Linked DNA regions of Mus musculus: region 2 is linked to region 1. A link is a loop called in an ENCODE intact Hi-C map of the cell type or tissue named here. Cell type or tissue: heart. All regions are shown on one strand. Links, peaks and the distances in the headings refer to the core of each region. The heading gives the core; the rest is flanking DNA.

The links. Hi-C counts contacts between places; a loop is a spot of excess contacts. Peaks named below come from ENCODE experiments on the same cell type or tissue, not always from the same donor. Only the 100,000 strongest peaks of a DNase experiment are listed, where the experiment ranks them.
Region 2: it touches region 1 in a loop (2.0-fold over the local background); 1 of 42 quality-filtered maps calls a loop at or near these places.

Annotation. Positions count from the first base shown.
Region 1 is chr15:34,079,051-34,084,804 of GRCm38, reverse strand. Gm41291 reads left to right here and starts at 1,579. Exons shown (of 1, transcript XM_011245387.3): 1 at 1,579-3,063. The coding sequence starts at 1,798. The coding sequence ends at 2,331. Mtdh (metadherin) reads right to left here and starts at 2,086. Exons shown (of 12, transcript NM_026002.5): 1 at 1,392-2,086. The coding sequence starts at 1,769. In heart, for the core only: a CTCF peak has its summit at 1,993 (motif pointing left); a DNase peak (open chromatin) is centred at 2,114; H3K4me3 peaks cover 3,368 bases; H3K27ac peaks cover 2,401 bases.
Region 2 is chr15:34,152,466-34,158,219 of GRCm38, reverse strand. Gm38594 (a long non-coding RNA gene) reads left to right here. Exons shown (of 6, transcript XR_003951614.1): 3 at 2,194-2,325; 4 at 4,178-4,261; 5 at 5,374-5,542; 6 at 5,633-5,658. Among named protein-coding and RNA genes, the nearest start is that of Gm38594, 11 kb to the left of the region's middle. In heart, for the core only: a CTCF peak has its summit at 2,517 (motif pointing right); a DNase peak (open chromatin) is centred at 2,539.

The DNA.
Region 1 (5,754 bases), core at 1-5,000:
AACTTTCTAGGTTTCCTCTCTTCTATCTTCCCACTCAGCAATCAAACCATGAGTGCTTATCATATGAGCTGTCAGCTTTCTATTTAGTACTTATGGGTCCATGAACAGAGTTTTTACGAACCTGTCTCCCACTCGATTGACTTTAATTCTTATGTGCCCATCAAACATACCAGAGCACATCTCTTCATAGTAAGAGCCTGGTACTTACTGAAGTGTTCTCAAAAGGTGGAGACTTACATTCAGATAATATTGGAGGCAAAGTTTCTCTATGTAGTCCTTGCTGTCCCGAAACTATAAAGATCAGGCTGGCCTCAAACTCAAAGATCTGCCTGCCAAGTGCTGGGATAAATGCATCCACCACCACCACTACACTAATAAATATTTCTAATGTTACTTATCTTTCATATTACACAAATTATGCAAAACAGGCTACTAAACAGTTCAGTGGGTAAAGGCACTTGCCAAGAAGCCTGAGTACTGGAGTTCAATCCCCAAGATCCACTCTGTGGAAGGAAAACCAACCCCAGTAAGTTCTCCTCTGACTTCTGCATGCATGCCACGGCACAAGATCTCTCCAACAAATATACACAGAACAAAATATTACAGAGAAATCACAACACAGGATACAGAAGTAAAACACTAAGGCCTAACAAAAATGGAATAGCTTTCGCATTTCCACATGTGGTCCAGCAAACTGCGGCTTGAAATCTCCTCTCAACCTTCTTCAGCATTTTAATCTGTCACCTCTTTATGCTTTATTAAAAAACAAAAAAGTCTTCCACATCCTTTGACTGTACTATAGACTACTTTGCTGTACTTGCCTTATGTTTTTCTCGGGGCCATATATCCCGAAGGCGTATTAGATCGCCAGCTCCCTTTTGCCCAGTTCCTGTACCAGCAACCCAATGGCCACACTCACCAGGATAAGACAGGGTAACCATTTCCCTTTAACATTTCCAACTAAGATGAGTATGGCTTGATCTGAACACCTGTAATCCTCTTTAAGCCAGTTTTTAGGTCACCCCTATCTTCCGTGACGGTCTCAGGTCTCAACGTGGCTTGAGATAGACATCTCTCTCTACCGGGCAGTCTTTTCAGAACTTCCCAACGTCACTGTAAGGTCCCATTAACCTCCACATGCAGCCTACTTTCTTTCACAGGCCTCTAGGAAGGATCTGCTTTTGGGGAAACCAAGGTTCTCATATGATGGCTGTAAGTTTGGTCACTTTTATTTATACCTACCCCTGGAGTTAATTTCCATTCAGGAAAACGCGACTTTCCTACTGGTTCTTACACTTTCCGACTTCCCCCTTCTCAAGGAACGTGTTCACCTACCACCTCGACCTGAGCTCTCGCTTCCCTTGACCACCGGGCTCCTCGCCACTACTCACTTTGGGCTTTTCAGGAAGCTTCTTCCGGTTCTTCTTCTTTTGCTCCTCGCTTCTGAGATTCTTCAGCTGGGCTAGGTCGTCGGGGGCCGGAGTCGGCGGGGCCGCCTCCTCCCGTTTGCGGGGCGGGCTCCTTCGCTTCTTGCGGGCGCCGGCGCAAGCCGCGGCCCAGCCGTAACCTAGAAGGAAGAGCAGGAGCAGCCCGAGAGCGCCGGTGCCCACCAGGATCACCCAGCCCGGGTACCGCTTCGGCTCTAGCCCCAGGTCGAGGCCCAACTCCGTGCGCAGAAAACCTAGGCCGACCGAGAGCAACTCCCGCAGCCGGGCAGAGCCCTCCTCGGCCTGCTGGGCCAGCTCGTCCTGCCAGCTTCGTGCAGCCATCTTCCCTCCCGTCAGAGAGACTCGCGGGATGACGCCGGGGAGCGGAGCCGCCGCTGGAACAGTCGTGGGAGGCGACAGGGCCGCGACACCTCAGGCCGAGCGCATCGCGGCCAACCCTCACGCCGGAGTAGGGGATAGAGGGCCGCCGCCGCCACGGGGAGAGCCAAAGGTTCCCAGTCTCCGCAGCCGGCCTCACGCCGCCGCCACCAGGAGGACACGGGGCGGCGGGGACAGAGTGTCTCCAGAGGCGGCCGCTAAGCGGCGTCGGGGCGCCAGCGCCAGGACCCGCTGTCCTCCCCCGGCGGAACAATGGCGGCTCCGGCCGCGATCCACGCTGCGCGCGGAGGCCGGTCGGGTCACGTGGAGGCTGTGGGCGGGGCATGCGTCACATGGGGCGATGGGCGGGGCCGGGCGGACTCTAGTCTTGGAGTGGGGTCTCCTTGAGCTGTGTGGGTTTGGAGGCTTGGGGCGACTCGGAGCTTGCGAAGCGGGAGCTAGAAATCTGACGGTGGAACTCCTTCAGGCTCGGGCTTTCTGGATGCTGAGAGGGATTCAGGTGTGAGGCCTGCGCACGAGCAAGGCGGCCAAACCCATCGGAGTATGAGCAGGCTTTCCGCTCTCTTTCCTGCAGTGGTGGTGCAGTGGACCGGCTTTTTCTCCCTAGGTCAGGGGCCAGTTGGATGCTTCCAGAGGGAGCTCGGTGGACTCTGAGGCAGCGAGCACGTGTAATTCACATCCGAGTATTTCTTCGGGGCGGACTAGCATATTAACGTTTGCCAACGTTTGCGTCTGTTCTGTCGTTCACTCCTGCTGTCTGTTGTCAGGCTCCAGATTTAAAAAGTCGGCAAACCCGTGGGAGGCACTATTATTTTTCTACTGATTTGTAGCCTTAATAGGAAATATTGAGAGGAAGCCCTTAGACTGTATTTATATGCAAGAGAAGCATATTATTTTAAGCTTTTATACAACCCCAAAAGAATTGCAATTTTTGAATGCTTGTGTTGTCCAACAGTCAAATGTAGCATTAGAAGGAAACTAGGTGGGTTGGGGAATGTCGCTCAGCAATAGAACATGCTTACTGAACATATGCAAGGCTCTGGCGTCGATTCCTAGCACCAAAAATAAAGAGCTGAGGCGCTTCTTCCCTTCTTAATTTTAAAAATGCTTGAGGACTACCCTACTATTTGTATTTTGACTTTGCGGTAAGGAAACAGTGTCTATAATTAAATGTTAATTAGCATGTAAGCAGCTGAAGTAAATACAAACTAAAAACCTATTCATGTATTTTGACCCATCAGTATTGTAATGAGTCTTGTGATTAATGGGTGGAATAGAGTTTTATACGTAATAAGCTACTCTTGCTAAGCTTTTTTGCAGACTTATAATTAAGGGCTAAGTTATAAAGGCCAGAACCTTAAAATGAGATCTGCATGACCTCTAAAATTAACAAATTCCATTCATATTTTTGGAATAAGATTTATAACCCCACCTATTTGGGTTGGTCATAGTTTTTCTAAGAAGTTCTACTGATCGTTTTAGATCATCACCTGTGGATTTATGAATTAGAGAATTACAGAAATTGTAGGTTAGCATACTAGTCCCTTTGACAGTCTAGCAAGTAAATGATTTAGTAAGATCAGGTCATCTTGTAGTTTTTTTTTTTTTTTTTTTTTTCCACTTGCTGTATTTGGTATCAGGGACATACTTGTCATTATATCTCGCCCTCCTTCTCTCACTCCCTCCTCTTTGTGTATGCACATGTATATGCACTTCGTTTTTGTATTCATGCTGGGGATTAAACCCAGATCCTTAAGCATGGTAGGCAAACGCTCTCCCACTGAACTATGTCTTTATCCCACCATGCACTTATATTTTAAAAACAAAAAAGTAGGGTCACAACCAACTGGTTTGCATTCATTACAGTTAACAAAACTTGTAAGAATATAATTATACTTCCAGAAAGTTAGGGTTATTTGTTGCAATAGCACAAAGATTAGATTAAAATTTAAATAAAGCAATGCTTTGAAAGAATCAGGGCAAAACAGCTGTGTGTGATGGAATACTAGCTCTGCTCTAAGTAGACAAAGTCCTAATTCCTCGTGAATGACAACGATAAAATGCAAAATGTGTCTAAAACTCTCTATGAGAAGTTCAGGGTTGGAAATGAGTGCTTTTTCTGAGTAATCATAGATAAACAGGAAGGAGCTATAAACTCATACAGCGGTGTGAATATCAATGCTGAGGAGAAGAAGAAGCCATAGTACCTAGGGTATGATTCCATTTGGGTATAATTAGAAAATGAACACTGATCTACAGTGATAGCAAATCAGTGGTTACTTAGGGGTATGGGGTGGGGCCAAGGAAGCTTGAGGAAGGTCTTAAGAAAGGATCCAAGGAAATGTGGGAAAGGTGAATATGTTCTTTGTTGCGATCATTTCATAGGTTTTCCAAGGTTCAAGTTACATACCTTAAATATTTTGGCTTAGGACTTGTCAACTGCTTCCAAGAAGCCATTCAAGATGTTTTTAAAAGTCGCTTATCGGACTGGAGAGATGGCTGAGCAGTTAAGAGCACTGACTGCCCTTTCAGAGGTCCTGAGTTCAATTCCCAGCAACCATGTGGTGGCTCACAACCAACTGTAATGTGGTTTGATGCCCTCTTCTGGTGTGTCAGAAGACAGCTACAGTGTACTCACATTCAGAAAGTAAATAAAGAAATAAATCTTTAAAAAAAAAAAAAAAGTCGGGACTGGAGAGATGGCTTAGCTGTTAAGAACACTGACTGCTCTTCCGAAGGTCCTGAGTTCAAATCGCAGCAACCACATGGTGGTTCACAACCATCTATAGTGAGATTGAATGCCTTCGTCTGGAAATAGCTATAACGTACTTACATTGTAAATAATATTATAATAGTAATATAATACTATAATAAATAATTTTTTAAAAGTCACTTATCCCTAGGTATGGTGGTGCATGTTTGTGATTGATCCAGGAGTCAGGAGGCTGGGGCAGGAGGACTCAGAGTTCCAGGCTAGTCAGGGCTTCGTAGTCAAGCCCCATTTCAAACAAACAAAACCCCAAAAGCTTATTTTTATTGCTGTGATAAAATATGACCAAAAGTACAATATGAAAGAAAGAGTTCGTTTTGATATACTGTTCAGAGGGTCCATAAGGCTGGAAGGGCATGGCAGCAGGAAGCTGACTGGTCACACTTTGATTGACAGGAAGGCACAGAGAGAAAAGTAGCTGTGGGGTGATTCTATAACCCTCAAAAGCCCGACTGACCGCAGTGGCTTTCTCCTTCCAATAAGGCTCCACAATCTAAAGGTTAGGTGCCATAAACTCCCAAAATAGCATCACCAAGGATTAAAATATTTGGACCTCTGAGGGACTTCTCATTTCACACCCTCCCAAACCAAGCAAAACCTCATCACTTTAGGTTCTGCAAAAGTGGGATTCCAAGCAAAGGTTTTTTGCACCCATGATTTTTTTTTAACTTCTTCGTTTTTTTTTTAATTAAACTAATAAAATTTATCTTAAAATATACAACTCAGTATTGACATTTTTTAAGTCATCAAAATAATTTATAATAATTAAATGCCTTCTGAAATGATGTCTTCTGAAGCTAAAAGTAATATGCACTCAACCAGTTTTTAAAATCTATCTGGAACACTAAACATGATAGGAGTAATAACATCTTATGAAGTCCTCTATGAAAGGAAATTGTGACAGGTTCCTGATAAGACAGAAATCATTCTGTCTCCAAGGGAGAATATGCAGTGTAACTGTGGCTTCATAGAATGAATTGGTAATGTTCCTTCTGTTGCTATTTTGTGGAATAGTTTGAAGAATATTGGTATTAGGTCTTCTTTAAAGGTCTGATAGAGTACTCCACTAACCCCAACTGCTCCTGGGCTTTTTTTGGTTGGGAGACTTTTAATGACTGCTTCTATTTCTTTAGGGGTTATAGTACTCTTTAGATTGTA
Region 2 (5,754 bases), core at 318-5,317, 73 kb before region 1:
CTAATGAGGGGTCTCCAAAAGGCTGCTAGGAGGTCTACAAATTTGTCTAAAGTAGGACAGGTCATACAAGGTAAGGAGGAGACTCTAGGGGGCATTTCTTGAGAGACTGCTGGAAGCCTACCACACCTGCCATGAACCAAGCATTTGTCAACCAAGCAGTGCCAGATATCAACCGAAAACTCCAATGGCTAGAAAGATTTGAAGGTAAGCGCATGGTTGAGCTCCTGACAATAGCTGAAAAAGTCTTTAACAACAGGGAGACTCTGGAGGGTAGGCAGACCAGGGGACTCCAGAAGGTGGCTTCTGGGAGGGAGAAATCTGATATCTGAGTTAAAAAAAAAAATAGCATATGGAAGAGAAATGGGGAAGCAGGCCTGTTGTGGGAAATATTACAAAAGAAGATGGAGTTGGCATGTCCCTGCACTCATGCCTCTGCCCTGGAGGCCTGACTGGCCACGCACTGGTGGGCAATGGCTGACCTGTTTCTATTTCATAAGGACTCTGACTCAGAACTCCACAGTCTCCTCATCCAGCCCACTAGGTTCCTAATGGCAGGTTGTTACCATGCCAACCCCGTGCTTCAAATCCCCCACGGCCTTTGTGGTGCACATCTGGCAAACCCACATTTTGCTGCTGTACCTTTCTCCCTTGAACCCAGATGAGCTGCAGTGTGAAGGAAAACGCAACACAAGCTTAGTTCAGAGACAATGGTAACTCAATCTCTGGGCACAACAACTAAAACCTAATCTTGTAAGCCTTATTAAAATCCTATTCCTCTGATGGTGAATCCTTGTGTACCCACCATTATACCGGGGAACGCTAGCAGCTACATCTTATCCCTCTGGGGCCCAGTTCCAAAAAGGACCTAACTCTCTCCTGCTTCCTCTCTTCCTCCATCCAACCCAGAAGTCCCGCCTACTTGATGATTGGCTCCTTTATTCATTAGGGGATTGTTTCACAGGAAACCACCTGAGTATGAGCCTCATTCTTCATTTCAGACAGTCTCTCCCAGGAGAGCAAGCAGCACAGAGCCATCAACAACATAGGCCCTCTTCAACCATGTCAGGAGGGGAGGCCCTGACTCCAGAAGGACCAATGTGCATACTGTAATGAAAAAGGCCATTGGAAAAATGAATTTCCCAAGAGACATAAGAAGGGAGAATCAAAGGTATTTGAAATAGAAGAACTGAACGACTGAGGGTGTCAGGGCTTATGTCCCCTCCATGAGTCCCCGGTAACCCTAAAGGTGGAGGGGAGGCTGGTAGAATTCCTGGTAGATACTGGGGCACAGAATTCAATCTTAAAACAACCTATGGGATCCCTATCCAACAAGAGAACATAGGTCCAAAGGGCTACTGGAAGCAATCAATATTCATGGACTACCCAAAGAAAAGTGGACCTAGGAATGGGACAGGTAAGCCATTCTTTTATTTTCTGAATGCCCATATCCACTCCTAGGCCAAGACCTCCCAACCAAGATGGGGGCACAGATCCATATTGGCTCCAAGGGAGTGCAGGTCTTAAATAAGAGCAGTCCCATACATGTACTGACTGTGACCTTAGAAGAATATAAGAATAAGAATATATGTCATCCTTAAATACCCATACCTAGAAAGGTTATGAGACGAAATTCTTGGGGTATGGGCAGAGAAAAATCTTGCAGGGCTAGCTAGACACTGTGCTTCAATCCTGTTGCAACTGAAGGCCAATGTCAGGCAAGCTAGTGTTCACCAATACCCCATGCCTAGAGATTTGAGATAGGGAATAACGCCACACATAACTCTGGAAGCAAGGGAAACTGGTCCTTTGCCAATCAGCCTGGAATACACCCCTCCTGCCAGTAAGAAAATTCCACTCCAGTGACTACCAGCCCATACAAGACTTAAGGGAAGTGAACAAGAGAATAGAAGATATTCATCATACAGTCCAACCTTTACACTCTACTGAGTAGTCTGTCTCCTGAACAGGATGTCTAACTGTACTAGATCTTAAGGATGCTTTCTTTAGTGCTACTAGCACCAGATAGTCAGCCTTTGTTCACTTTCAACTGGAGCAATCCCTAACACAGATTTAACTGACACCTAACATGGACTAGGCTGTCACAAGAATTCAAGAACTCACCCACCATTTTCGATGAGGCATAAAGACCTGGGGGAGTACAGGCAGGCCTACCCCCAAATAACTCTTTTGCAGTATGTTGATGACCTCCTTCTAGCTGCTCCAGATGAAGACAATTGCCATTTGATGACAGAGGCCTTGCGCAGACAACTAGACCAGATGGGATACCAGGTGTCTATGAAGAAGGCACAGTTCTGCCAAAGTGAGGTAACCTTGGGTACATACTTAAGGGGGCAGAGGACAATGCCTGCTATCCCAGGCCAGAAAAGAGACAATCTTCAACATCCCCATCTCCAAGACCTGGTATCAGACTCATGAGTTCTTGAGCTTAGTGGGGGGAGAGGGGGTGTTTGTAGACTCTGGGTACCTGGATTTATGGAAAGCCCCTCTATACGGCCACCAGGGGGCAGGAGAATACTTTGAACTAGACTCCCGAGATGGACAAAGCTTTTCACAAACTCAAGGAGACATTCCTTGGGGCCCCAGCACTCACCCTGTCATAAGCCCTTCTACCTGTACATAGACAAGAACAGAGCATAGCCAAAGGGGTATTGACTCAGACCCTGGCTTGTCTGTCTAAAAGGCTGGACCCTGCAGCCATTGAGGGGATTCTCAAAAACTCCCCAGACTGCTGGATATCTAGTGCCCACCTGGTGCACTATCAGTCCCCGTTCCTAAACCTGCCTTGCATTAGATACCACCCTGCTTCTGTCATGAACCTGGCTACTCTGCTCCCGAGCCCAGACCTGGATGTCATGCATGACAGCTCAATAGTGCTGAGCCAGGTTCAGAGTCTGAGGCCAGACAGACTGCGCATCCTCTGGCCAGATGCGGAAGCGACTTATTTTATGGATGGAAGCAGCTTCGTGGAAGGTGGTGCAGTGGGGGCTCTTGACTCATATGGGCTTCGGCCCTACCACCTGGGACTTTGGCTCAGAAAGCTGAATTAATCACTTTGACACAGGCCTTAAAAATGGCAAAAGGCAAAATTGCTAGCTTCTACATGGACAGTCAATATGCTCTCACTATGGCTCATGTTCATGGACTCGTATATAAAGAACGGGGTTACTCCTTTTGACAAAGAGTTTAGACTGTCAAAAATAAAAATGAGATCTTGGCCTTGTTAGAGGCATTATGGCTGCCCATCAAAGTAGCCATCATGCACTTCCCAGGACAAAAACAGGGCATGGAAAAGAGAGCAAGAGGAAACAGGCTAGCTGATAGGCTGCAAAACAGGCTGTGTTAGACTCTACAGCCAAAAGCCATGGTAGTGCTGATCCCTCCAGAGCTTCCCCTGACTCTGCATTACAGCCTGGAAAAGAAAAGCGATCAAACAAAATGTCTAGGACTTTAACAGAAAGGATGGTTCCACTCAGTAGATGGTCATGTGATCCTTCCTTCAGAATTTACTAGATAGCGAAATTCATCAGAGAACCCACCTGGGTCCCAGGAAACCCAAATAACTGCTAAGGAATGCCAAATACAAAATCTTCCACCTAGGACCCTTAGTAGATGAGATCATTTCCCACGGCCTGGCCCGTAAGGCAGTAAACCCCCTAACCAGGGGCAAGGAAGCCTGGGAACCAGGCTACGAGGACAAAGGTCAGCTGCAAACTGGGAAAGACTACACTGAAATTAAGCCAGGTCTGTATGCATGGATGTAGATACCTTTTCAGGTTGGGTAGAGGCGTGGTGGCCAAGAAGTTACTGGAGGACATCATCCTCAGGTATGGTCTGCCCTCGTTGCTGGGCTCTGACAATGGACTGGCTTTTGTCTCTCAGGTAACACAATCACTTGTTAAGACATTGGGGACAGACTGGAAACTACATTGTGCTTATCACTCCCAGAGTTTAGGGCAGGTAGAAAGGATGAATTGGACCCTAAAGGAGTCCTTAACTAAATTACCTCTAGTAACTGGCGGTGACTGGGTGGTCCTTCTACCCTATGCCTTATATAAGGCTAGAAACACCCCCTATATTTTGGGATTGACCCCTTTTGAGATACTGTATGGGAGAACTCCTCCCCTCCTATCTAACCTTCAATCTGAAATTCTTGCAGAATATGACCATCAGAGATTTCTGGACATGGTGCAGGCTCTTCACAGGATGCAAAAGCAAATATGGCCAAGCATTTGTCAAACCTGTGAGTCTGCCCTCCCTCCCCATTGTTTTGAACCAGGTGATGAGGTCTGGATTAAGAGATAACCACAAGACCCTTGAGCCCTGTTGGAAGGGCCCCATACGGTGATACTGATAACACACACAGCTATAAAGGTTGACAGGATAAAGACTTGGATCCATAATTTCCACATCAAGCCTGCTGGGTGAGAAACAATTCAACAGCTGAAACACCGCAGGGAACAGCTTCTAAAAGATCAAGCACCCGAGGTCAGCATTGGATGTTGGCCAGCTGTTGCCCATTTGCAGGATCTACTAAAGCTAAGAGTTCAAATACTCTTGGCTCTCAAGTACCCACACTGCACCCTAGACCATAGGTCCTACTAGATCTCCACAGAGCTCCTCATACTTGCTTTGCTTAGAAATCAGGCCATAGCAGTCAACCCTCACCAAGCTGTTACCAGCAAACTGATACTTTGAAACCCCAAGAGGCCTAGGGAGAGAGGTACAGACTTTGACCCTAACTGGTCCGATGAGTACCACCTTTCCTGTTTTTCAACCAAGACATTTACACCTTAGCTGGAGACATATGGAAGGATCCAGGATCATATCAGGACCTGCAAAAAGCTAGGTTGACTTGTAAAAAGGCCTGGCAAGACTGATAATTTGCAGCTATCCAACTCTTCATGTGCCCAGGGACAAAGGACTAGGAGACTTGCTGTGGTACTGAAAGCTTCTTTTGTAGTATGTGGGGCTGTGAAGCTAATGCGATATGTGCATGGTAATCGGGATCTTATCCAGATCCAGATGTGCAGGACAGTGAACCCAACACCTGGAGGACTGGTAGGCTCAACATGGGGGAGAGACCCATCCCCATCTCAGGAACAGAAAGGAGATCGAAGAGTAGAGGGTGGGAAGCTGGAAACATTTGGGGCTTAACATCATGAGAAAAATAGGGGACTCCTTTTCCAGATCTAAAAACAAAAAGTTCCATCTGGATTTACCCCTGTAGCAATAGAATCAGTGGCCCCAGTGATGTTGATACCTGTTCTAAGAACCTGTGAGTTCAGCCTGTCTCAGATTCCTCTTCCCTCATAAACTCAGTTTCATCCTGTTATCACACCTCTCTCTCCCTAGAGTCTCATCTCTCCTGTTTGGACTGTTCAACTTTACCTTCAATTTTATTAACTTACACTACTAACCTTACCAGAGAAGATTGTAAGCTCTGCTTGGACCCCGGACCCCTATATTATACTGGCTGGTCTACCACCGGAAATCTGTTAACACCTCTAAAAAGCCCACCAAGGTATTCCTGGGGAACATCCCCAGTTTTGGGAGGTGTGGCCTTGTTGTAGGTGTGGTGTTGTGACTGTGGGCTTTAATACCCTTGTCTTAGCTGCCTGGGAGCCAGTATTCTAGCAGCCTTCAGATGAACTCTCAACTCTTCCTGTACCATGCCTGCCTGGATGTTGCCATGTTCCTGTCTTGGTGATAATGGACTGAACCTCTGAACATGTA